Linked DNA regions of Homo sapiens: region 1 is linked to region 2. Evidence: chromatin contacts called from ENCODE Hi-C data. All regions are on one chromosome and are shown on one strand. The core of a region is the stretch at or near the end of the contact, and the rest is flanking DNA. Distances in the headings are between cores, read along the strand shown.

Region 1 (5,494 bases), core at 454-2,953, 4.8 Mb before region 2:
AATATCATTTTCCAAAATTATTCCCCGTGCCACGACCCTTGAAATGCAAAGTTGCTCATTGTGCCATGTGCCATGACATTTATGGCCGTACCACCCTGAACATGCCCCATCTCATCTGAAATAAGAAGTTATTTAAGTTTCAGCATTCTGGATTTCACAAACCAGTACAATGGAAGAAAGGGCAGGGGTGGTGGAACTTGACGTAAGATTGTTGATTTTTAAATCAACAATCTCTCTTTAAATTGAATATAGTTTTAGGGGGAAAAAATCACCATATTGCTGTTGATTTTTTTCTTTTGCTAAGGATTGATACAAACTTCATCATATATCAAATGAAATAAATAATAGGTCCAGGAACTAAAATTTGGGTTTTCTGATTCCTTGGCAAAATCTTTTTTTTTTTACCTTCTTTAAAAAATTATTTTAATTGACAAATAAAAATTGCCTATATTTGGGAGCACATGTTTTAAAATACAAATACATTGTATAATGACTAAATCACACTAAATAAGATATGCATTACCTGACATAATTTTTTTGGTAGTGAGATACCATTATTTTCAGTAATCTATATAAATCAAATAGTATAAGAGATACATTTTTTAAAAATTTCATCTAATTGTAGTTCTTGGCCAAGTTTGTTCTACATTTAGTTATTCAATTTTCTGTATTCCCAAACACTCTGTTCATTTCTCACTAATATTAAGATGCAGATTCAAGTGGATTACTGTGTTTCATTGTGATTTATCTGTTTACATGTCTCTGAGCAGCATATAAGCTCCTTGAAGAAAGGGACCTTGTCTATACATGTTTGATGCACAGCTCCTGGTAAGCGGTATGACCTTACATTGTTGAATAAAGGAATGGCATTTATAGATATAATCTGGAACATGTATCAACATTTACAATAATACTCAATTTGTGTACGTATATTCCATAATATTCATCCATATACATCCATATATTATATATAGAGTTCCATGAAGTTCACTACTGTATTCAAAATGATATTCAAATGCTATTCAAACAATTCTAAATGATATATTTTGAACACCATAAAATGTTACACAAATCCATAAATAGCATTACTGTATAATAACCTGTAAACCAGAGTTACTACACACACATACACACCACACAAATTCTATTTAAAAAGCTATTTTACCACAAAGTAATTCTAAGACCTTATAAACACTGCCTAATGGAAAAGTCTGGAGATTGGAGCCAGGCAAAAAAATCTGCATTTCGGTTGTCTAGAACTACCTGAGTGACTTCGGCTGCTTCCTACCGAACCTGAATTTTCTGTGATGTGGAGACATTTAATACCACCTTTAGGGAACTGGCTTAAGGACTGGAGGTAATAACGTATGTGAAGGGCTGATGAATGTTTGCAGTCACACTGTAGTCTCTCTAGAGTTCCTTCCTCGGTTGCAAACTAAGGGTTTTTTTGTTTGTTTGTTTTACACATTATGAGTCTCTTATAGTCAGGAAAACTACACGGATCTCAACTTTGGCAATACAGAGAGTCCGAATAACAAGGTAGAGACCAAAAAAAAAAAAAAAAAAAAATCACCTCTACAACTCGGAAAAAGCGCTAACCCCGCAGGAAGCGCTGGGCCGACCTCCAGTATCCCAGCATTCCTCGCGCTGCTCCCGTATTCTTTCCCCAAGTCTCTATGGTAGCGTCAGCGTCGGAGGCGGTAGTGACGGTGGCGTTTCCTTGAGGAAGAGTGAGGGTTCCAACTTTTCTGCTTATCTGGGAGGTGTTGGGCGCGGACAGTCGAGATGTCAGAGAAAAAGCAGCCGGTAGACTTAGGTCTGTTAGAGGAAGACGACGAGTTTGAAGAGTTCCCTGCCGAAGGTAACCGCTGGGCCCCGGTTTCTGTGTCGCGCGAACGGTGACTCAGGCCTCCGTGTGGAGGTAGCTTGGGTGCTCGGGCCCAGCTGGGGGCACCGGCGGGAAGTTTGGACTCCCAGGGCCGGCACTCGAGGCGCTAACGCTCACCCCTCAGTGGCGCCCCAGATTCGGGTTTGGGGTGTTGCGCTGGGACTCACTGGTGAGGCCCAATGGCTTCGGCTTCCTCACTGGGAGGAGCCACCGTGAGTCTGGACCCATAGCCCCGCGTCTGTGATGGTTGGTCCATTTACTGTTCACCTGGGTTACTCACCACTTAAACTTAGTTCAAGTCTACATAACCTCCTTTTCTTTTTGTTTTAGCAGTCTTTCTTTGTCTTTAAACCTTTCCAGAATTGAATTGTCAGTAGTTACGCCAATGCTGCTTAACTTTTAGGATGTTACAAATGAAGCCTCATTAAGTAGGATAGGAGGGTAAGATACGGGGTGCTTAATACACATTATTGCCTCATTCCTGTTCCTCACCATTTTGATCACTTAACTGTGACCTAACTTAATGCTTTATAAGACCCTAAAACTTGCCGGGTGTGGTGGCTCACGCCTGTAATCGCAGCAGTTTGGGAGGAAGAGGCAGGAGGATCACATAAGGTCAGGAGTTCAAGACCAGCCTGGGCAACATAGCGAGACCCTGTCCCTACAAAAATAAAATATTTTTTTAAAAGAACCTAAACCTTACACATTTTTTTTTTTAGCTTCAAAACTAAAGACCTGGTTTTTTCATTGTAGATAATAGCAAATTGCTAACATTTATTGAGTGGCTGTTGTTTTCAGGAACTTGTCTAAGTGCTTTACTTGTAATAGCATATTCCACTTTCATAAATATAAGAAGTAGGCCTCAGTATTGCCATTCTTCAGATAAACTGAAGCTCGGAATGGTTAAGAAACCTTCTGATGTCTCATAACTAGTTAGAAATAATAGAACTGGAACTGGGAAACCTGGCCTGATTGACACCAAAGCTCTTAACTTCAGCTGTACTGCTTCTGTTTGTGAGATTGCTGTTGCCAGTTAGGTTTTCAAAATAGGCTGCTTTATTGGCTGATGGTTGATGAGTAGGATTTGTAAATATTTACCTTATAAGAAAAGGAGATTACTTTCTGAAGGTGGTAGAAAGAGAATTGTGGTTAATGGGGTACACATCCTGTTGCATCAAGCAATTACTACTTCACTAAAATTGTCCCAAGTTGTATACCCTATGATGATCCTATTGTGCATAAAACCACATAGCTGGAACATTTGTTCTATTTATAATGTACTGTTACTTTGTTTAGTGGAAGAGAACATTAGTGTACATGCTACAGAAACTGGTAAACTAACCCAAAGCACATTTCTTTTCAGTTCTGGAATTAATTATGTGTTGTAGGCATTCTTAGTTTTTTGTTTTGGTAATGGATTTATCTATTCAGTCATGTTTTCTTTAGCTCGCTTTCAAGTTGCTTCATAATCCGCCAACATAGAGCTGTGTCGTAGAAAGCTGGCCTATTGAAGGTAGGATCTACTTCTTACTCAAACTTAATACTTCAAATAGCATTCTTCATTATCATATACAGGGTGGAATGTTAGGCACTTTATTTGCATTACATAATCTAATTATCACTATCACCTTGAGAATATGGAGGCTTAGAGACAAAAAGAAAAACAAACAAACAAAACTTGCCATTATGTCCAAGCCAGGATCTGAAAGGTCTAACTCCCTGATCCAAACTTTATCTGTAACATTTAGCAAAGTGCCTGATACATAGTAGGTGGTCAATAAATGCATGTTGAATGAATGATGAATGAACCCGCATTTAAAATGAGTAGTTAGTTGATAATTGACTGCTTAAAAACGATCTAGAGATAACTATGTACCTGATGGTACACTTGATTTTTTTCAGCAACTTTCATCAGCTTTTGCGAGTGTAGTTTGTGCTTGTTCTAAGTTTATATGTGAGCAGCAATTTTTCAAAGTGTCAGTAGTTATATAGTAAAACAAAACAAAAAGGTAAAAGGAAAAGCAAAAAAAAATTATTCTTTCTAAGGACAAAAGACTCACAACAGACTTGTTTATTAACATTAAGTAATTGACCATTTATGGGTCTCCTTACAGAATGTTTGTTGTCTTCAGGTATAAATGTGTAGAATTAATTCATTCAGGAAACTTTCCATTTTAGAGTGAGAAACATTTTTAATGCCTTTATTTTGTTCAAGTTTCTCTTCTCTGGTTTATGATTTGGAGAGGTTTTTCTTAATTTGAATTTGTGAGAAAATCATCCCACAAGGTGAAACCACTCAATATTTACTCATGAAAGTTGTTCTGATGAGTAACAAAAGCAAAAGAAAAACACTTCAGAAAATATCACCAAAGAATTATTTCTTTTCTGAGAATCTACATTTCCGACATGTTTTGGTCTAGTCAAGGTTTAGAGTCTGTTACTATTCAAAATGTGATCCATGAAACAGCAGACTTGGCATTGCCTGGGAGCCTGTTAAAATTGCAGCATCTCATCATTCCTCAAACCTAGACCTACTTAATCAGTGTGGGCTTTACCAGGATTCCTAAGAGAGATGTTTGAAAAAACATTAAAGTTTGAAAAGTATTACTTTAAAACAGTGACCTATTTTCAATCTTTTGGTATTTGAGTTTTCACTTCAAGTATTAATGCCCTGATTTACTTTCAAGTTCTTTCTGTACTTTGGAAAATTATTTTTCTTGTAAGTATGCCATTGACAAATTCACTAACAGATACAAATTAAAATTGGTGTTGTTAAGGCAGCCTATGAACATCTCTGCAGTCTATAACAGATCTTACTTTCAAACGCTTTGTTGAGTGTCAGTGCTCCAGAAAGTGGATTTTATCCACTCTCGGGTAACTTGGAGTATAGAGGTTGCCACATGAAAGTCGTTACTGGTGGTTCGACTAATAGATTTTCTTTTGGGAGTGGGTCTTTCTTTTGGGAGTGGCGTTGCTACATCCCATCTTGCATAAGAATATGTTTGGTAGGATGTTCATTTAATCATTTTAAGGAAAGGGAATTTTTATTGTTTCTTCTCTCTCTCTTTTTTTTTTTTTTTTTTTTTTTTTGTTTGTTTGAGATGGAGTTTCACTCTTGTTGCCCAGGCTGGAGTGCAGTGGCGCGATCTCGGCTGACTGCAACCTCCACCTCCTGGGTTCAAGCGATTCTCCTGCCTCAGCCTCCCGTGTAGCTGGGATTACAGGCATGTGCCACCATGCCCGGCTAATTTTGTATTTTTGGTAGAGACAGGGTTTCTCCATGTTGGTCAAGCTGGTCTTGAACTCCCGACCTCAGGTGATCCACCCGCCTCTGCCTCCCAAAGTGCTGGGATTACAGGTGTGAGGCACCATGTCAGCATAGTTTCTTCTCAATAGCCCTTCAATGTAAAGTGCAACATCTGGAAGGAGTCTCTGAAGGTACAAATGCTGCTTTTATTTTTTCCCCCATTCTATAGCCTGTGAATTGGTGCTACATTGGCATTTCCTCACAATTATTCTAATTGGTGGGTGTGTAATCTTCTGGTCATTAAGCAGGAGCTGTAAAAAATCATATTTAGGATCTTTGTGATATACAGCCTCCAACTT
Region 2 (5,022 bases), core at 147-2,646:
GGAGGCAGAGGTTGTAGTGAGCCGAGATCGCGCCATTGCACTCCAGCCTGGCAACAGAGTGAGACTCCGTCTAAAGGAAAAAAAAAAAAAAAAAAGAAAAAGGAGAAAGAAATGGGATAAAGAAAATTCTTTTTCTTTCTTGAGACAAGGTTCACTGTGTCACCCAGGCTAGAGTGTAGTGGCACAATCACGGCTCACTGCAGCCTCAACCTCCCAGGCTCAGGTGATTCTCCCACCTTAGCCTCCCAAGTAGCTGGGACTACAGGCACCTGTGACCACGCCTGGCTAATGTTTGTACTTTTTGTAGAGATGGGGTTTCACCATGTTGGCCAGGCTGGTCTCGAACTCCTGGCCTCAAGCCATCCTCCCGCCTTGGCCTCCCAAAGTGCTGGGATTACAGGCATGAGCCATCGCGCCCGGCCAGAAAATTACATCATTAGGCTTGTACATGGAGGAGTTAGTAATGCCTGAAATTTTTCCTCTTTGTAGAATTCAGGGTCAATCCTGTTGATCCTGTGTTTTTTTAAGGACCAAATCACCATCGTCTCCTGAGGATAACTCGACAGACACAATTAATTCATTAATGTAGATATTATCTTTCTTTTGATGGTCACAGGAGAAGTGCCTTGAATTGAAGCTTTATCTCTTCCATTGTCACCATCACTAGGCAGGTGAGGCTGACAGGACCGCGTGGCTTAAGGCAACGCCTCGGGAGGGAGCAAAAATGCATCCACTGTGGAGATGAGGTTTCGGTTGCCTCCATTCTTTAAATAGCGCAAACCCTCACAATGTCAAAAGAATCATATTTGAATTCGAACTGCAAGTAAGGAAATCGAAGTATACTAGAATTGATTTCCAGCCTGAAGGCGGATGCTGAATTCAGACCAGCAGTGACACTCCAGGATTTCCACGGTAGTTCATTAAAGGAGGAGAATCTGGGACTAAACAGACAGAGTCTACACCCGCTTATCCTGCACCAAAAAACGCCGAGATGTTCATCGGCATCGCGTTAGTCACATTAGCAGCAGCAATCGCATTATCAAAAACTGCAACACGCATGTAAATAATAGCTACTTTTCCACCACGTGTCGTCGGCCGGCAGTGGATGCCCCCTGTAGGATCCCTATAAGATGCCTTACAGTTCCCCACGGACATCTGCCCAGGCGACTGGGAGTCCCAGGCCCCACCCCACCCTCCAAACCCCTTCTTTGGCGTTCAATACCCCGCGCTCACCGCGGTCTCTTGCTGCCCCCTGCCAGGCCCCTAGCGTCGGGCTGCGAAGGGCTGAAGTACCGCCACGAGGGGGCGCAGGACCAACGACATCACCTCTGCGCGCGACCCGAGGCCGGAAGTTAGTCTTTTCCACTTCCGCTCCTCCTAGCCGCTCCGGACCCCAGAGGCGGAAGTAAAAGCGAACTACAGTGGATGGGTGCAGTTCAGGGTGAGATTGGGAAGGTGGTGAGGCTGTGCTTTCCTTTCTTTTTGTTAAGAAGTGGGTGTGGGTGACTGCTGTACAGTGCAGCCCTTTGCAGATTTGTCTTTGGAGGAGGAAGAGGGATGGAAAGAGCCTTCGGTGTGGAATTACCTTGGTTTTGAGTTAAGAAAGACCCACCTGGGTTCGAACCCTAATGCTTCAGCTAGCGAAGGCAGGCTAGTATGGGAGCTCGGCGCTGTTTCAGATTTTGTAATTTTAAGGCTTATGCCTACCTTTTAAATTGTTGTGGGGAGTAAAGCGAGACAATATATATGAAGCACTTAGCTTTGGTACAAAACGTATTCGTGATTCCGCTACCTTTTCCCATCATATGTAGGCATGTACTTGCCGTTTTCTTTTCTGTATGTCTGAGAAATGTTGTTTGCAAGAGGTAATGCATCTCACGAGAACATAATGCAACGAGAACGTTAGCTGGGATCGATCTCTTATTTTGTATTAGGAAGGCCTGAAATATTTTGCCTTTTTTTTGTGTGTGTGTGTCATTTCCAGAGATAGCTGTTCTCCAGCCTTTCTGGAGGGATGCAGAGCCTTTCCTTAGGACAAACAAGGTGAGAAATGCATGTAAAGATCTCCAAACTTAGCTTGCTGTATCAAAAGAAGACCAGCTGGAATGTGGTATTTTAGGGCCAGTGATTAGTTATTTCCATTAACAGCCTTTTTAACAGGCCAGTTGTGGGGCAGAGGCGAACGTAAATCTTTTTTTAGACCCCTCATACTACAAGCATAGAAATTTTCAGTGTTTGTTAAGTTTGAACATTAGCCCTTTGGATAATGGTTTTGGTTAATTAAAAAGTCAATTTGAGAAATAGATCGAAGTCAATTTTTGAATAGGTACCATTTTTGAAATTTGTACGTGAGGAAAGTTGCTAACTTTCTTGTATTAGGCTATTTAGATGTTCATTTACCCTACTAGATATTATGAGTATTTTGAATGGAGATCCGTTGCTAAGAGTAAAGCATCATGGAGAATTTTGAAGTGTGACTTTTTTGGTACTAGAAACCGAAAAATAGATAAAGATAATTTGTATTTTCCATTGTTTTTCACACCAAAGGCCAGTTTTACTTGTTTAAATTTTTTCATCTGACTGCAAAGTAACACATATTCATTAAATAAAGTCCCAGTATTTCAGAAGTAGTACATAGCCTCTAATAATCTTTCAGAAATAAGTGTCATTCCACTTTCCCCCTCTGTATATATTAACGTCCCCCTCCCCGCCTTTAATATACATGGCATTATCCATACTGTTAAGCAGTTTGTCATGTAGAATATCTGACATCTTTTGATTGCAGTAGATCGGCCTTTATTTTTGGCACCTTTATAGTATATTGCATAGATGTACCACAATTTATTAATTATTCTATTGGTGGCCATTTGGGTTTCTTCTTCTTTGTTATAGCAAATAATGTTATGATGGTCATCCTTTTTCTTTCTTTCTTTTTCTTCTATTTTCTTTTTTTATGAGACAGATTCTTGCTCTGTTGCCCAGACTGGAGTGCAGTGGTGCAATCTCAGCTCACTACAACCTCCGCCTCCCAGGTTTAAGCAGTTATTGTGCCTTAGCCACCTGAGTAGCTGGGATTAGAGACATATATCACCATGCCTGGCTAATTTTAGTATTTTTAGTAGAGATGGGGTTTCGTCATGTTGGCCAGGCTGATCTCAAACTCCTGGCCAACATCTCAAAGTGGTGAGATTATAGGTGTGAAGCCACTGTGCTTGGCCTAGTCATCCTTTTTCATAACAAACACATATTGTCTTTTTTTCTTTTTGAGATGGGCTCACTCTGTCATCCAGGCTGGGGTGCAGTGGCTAGATTATGGCTCACTGCAGTCTGGATCTCCTGGGCTCAAGCAGTCCTCCTACCTCAGCCTTCTGAGCAGCTGGGACTATAGGTGTGTGCTGTTACAGTTGGCTAATGTTTTGATTTTTTGTAGAATAAGGGTCTCACTTTGTTGTCCAGGCTGGTCTCAAACTCCTGGGTTTAAGCAATCCTCCCACCTTGGCTTTCCAAAATGCTGGCATTACAGGTGTGAGCCGCTGCCCCTGGCCCTTTTTTCCCCCTTTGGATAATCTCCAAGAAGTGGAAATGCTGAATTAAAGGCTATGAACATTTAAAATTGTGGCAGCTGGTGCCAAATTCTGGTCCATTAACAATATTTGAGAATTTCCTCTGTTTCCTCATATGTTCATTAACAGTCAATATTATTAATTACTGTTTCTAAGTTTAGCTGAGACCACACATGTCATTTTTAGAGTAAATTTACTGCATTTTAGTATTGTAATCAAGACCAAATTTCTAGGTTTAGCTGAGACCACACATGTCATTTTTAGATGTCATTTTTAGAGTAAATTTATTGCATTTTAGTATTGTAATCAAGACCAAATTTCAGTTGCCAGTTGTAAGTCCATTTCAGCTCTTGTTTTCTATAAATAGAAAGCTTAGTTTTAGATTCCTTAGTAATAAATTATCATAAAACAAATGGTTGATTTCAGTGGTTAGTATTTTAAAGTAAGTTAAGGATTTGAGGGAAGATTATATTTGAATGGGACCTTGTCCTATGGATAGGCATCAGGAGGATGGGCCTTTCTAAAAGAAAGAACAGCTTAAGCAAAGGTAGGGAGACAGGAATGGGCAAGGATGTTTGGGATCAGAGGTTTGAGAGGCGATAGTGCTAGGTATTGAGGTGGTACAATAGAAGAGATAGCTAGAAAGGTAGTTAGAAGTAGATGGTAAGGTAGTTAGCTAACTGAAAAGGTAGCTAGAAAAAGATCACTTTGAAGATTTTGTTTTTTCGGGGAGAGCTACAGAAGGTCTTTAATCAGAGAATGAGGGACATAATCACATCATTTTACAAATGTCAGTATGGTGGCAGTTTCGAGTGATGGATGTCAGAGAAGCACATCAGGTGGCTGTTACAGGCTGGGTAAAAGAGAATGAAGACTTGTAACAGAATGAGAATTACAAAGAGTAGCGAGGTTGGATTTCAGAGAGATGCCAAAGAAGTTGAGTCTACGTGATTTGATGACTGGAGTTGAGGAAGAGGAAGAAAGCAAAGCTCACTTTTAGATTTTTATCACAAATGACTCTTAGATAGTGATTGTGATAATGATATCTTTAGTCAGAAGAGGGCAAATTTGGGGACTGGGAAAGATACTCAAGTTTGGGGCATGTTAAGTTTGTGTGGAAGAAACTTCCATGGAGGATGAGTTATACACAAGACATGAAATTTACTTGTGACAGATTTAGAAGAAACGTTTATAGATTTGTTACTTTTTGTTAGGAATTTTGGCTTACATTTTCACCTATTTTTAGTTTGTTATTAATAGAATTTCTGTTGAACATTCTGTGGCTTATTCAGCCTGTTTACCATGATGCTAATAGTCCTAAGAAAGTGCACTGTCTAGTAGTCTTCACACTTTTTTGATTGTGTACATTGTCAATAGAAATATGCCTACAATATATGTACATTTGTTTATTGATTATATATGTCTTACAGTACAATCATATTGTTTATATTATAAAACA

The links. A loop is a pair of places that touch in the nucleus more often than their neighbours do. Pooled maps may share reads with other maps.
Region 1: a loop to region 2 is called in a map of CD8-positive, alpha-beta T cell, with 18 times the contacts of the local background. The contact joins the promoter of SEM1 here to the promoter of MTERF1 in region 2. A Hi-C loop is called at or near these places in 2 of 168 maps with a recorded cell type or tissue (CD4-positive, alpha-beta T cell and CD8-positive, alpha-beta T cell) and 6 of 50 pooled maps.

What each region holds. Positions count from the first base shown.
Region 1 is chr7:96,706,055-96,711,548 of GRCh38, reverse strand. SEM1 (SEM1 26S proteasome subunit) reads left to right here and starts at 1,703. Exons shown (of 3, transcript NM_006304.2): 1 at 1,703-1,861. The coding sequence starts at 1,786. RefSeq lists enhancers at 1,429-1,518, 1,689-1,888.
Region 2 is chr7:91,877,076-91,882,097 of GRCh38, reverse strand. It overlaps MTERF1 (mitochondrial transcription termination factor 1), which reads left to right and starts at 1,396. Exons shown (of 3, transcript NM_006980.5): 1 at 1,396-1,441; 2 at 1,985-2,043. The coding sequence starts at 2,015. It overlaps LOC112267986 (a long non-coding RNA gene), which reads right to left and starts at 1,296. Exons shown (of 2, transcript XR_002956514.2): 1 at 1,234-1,296.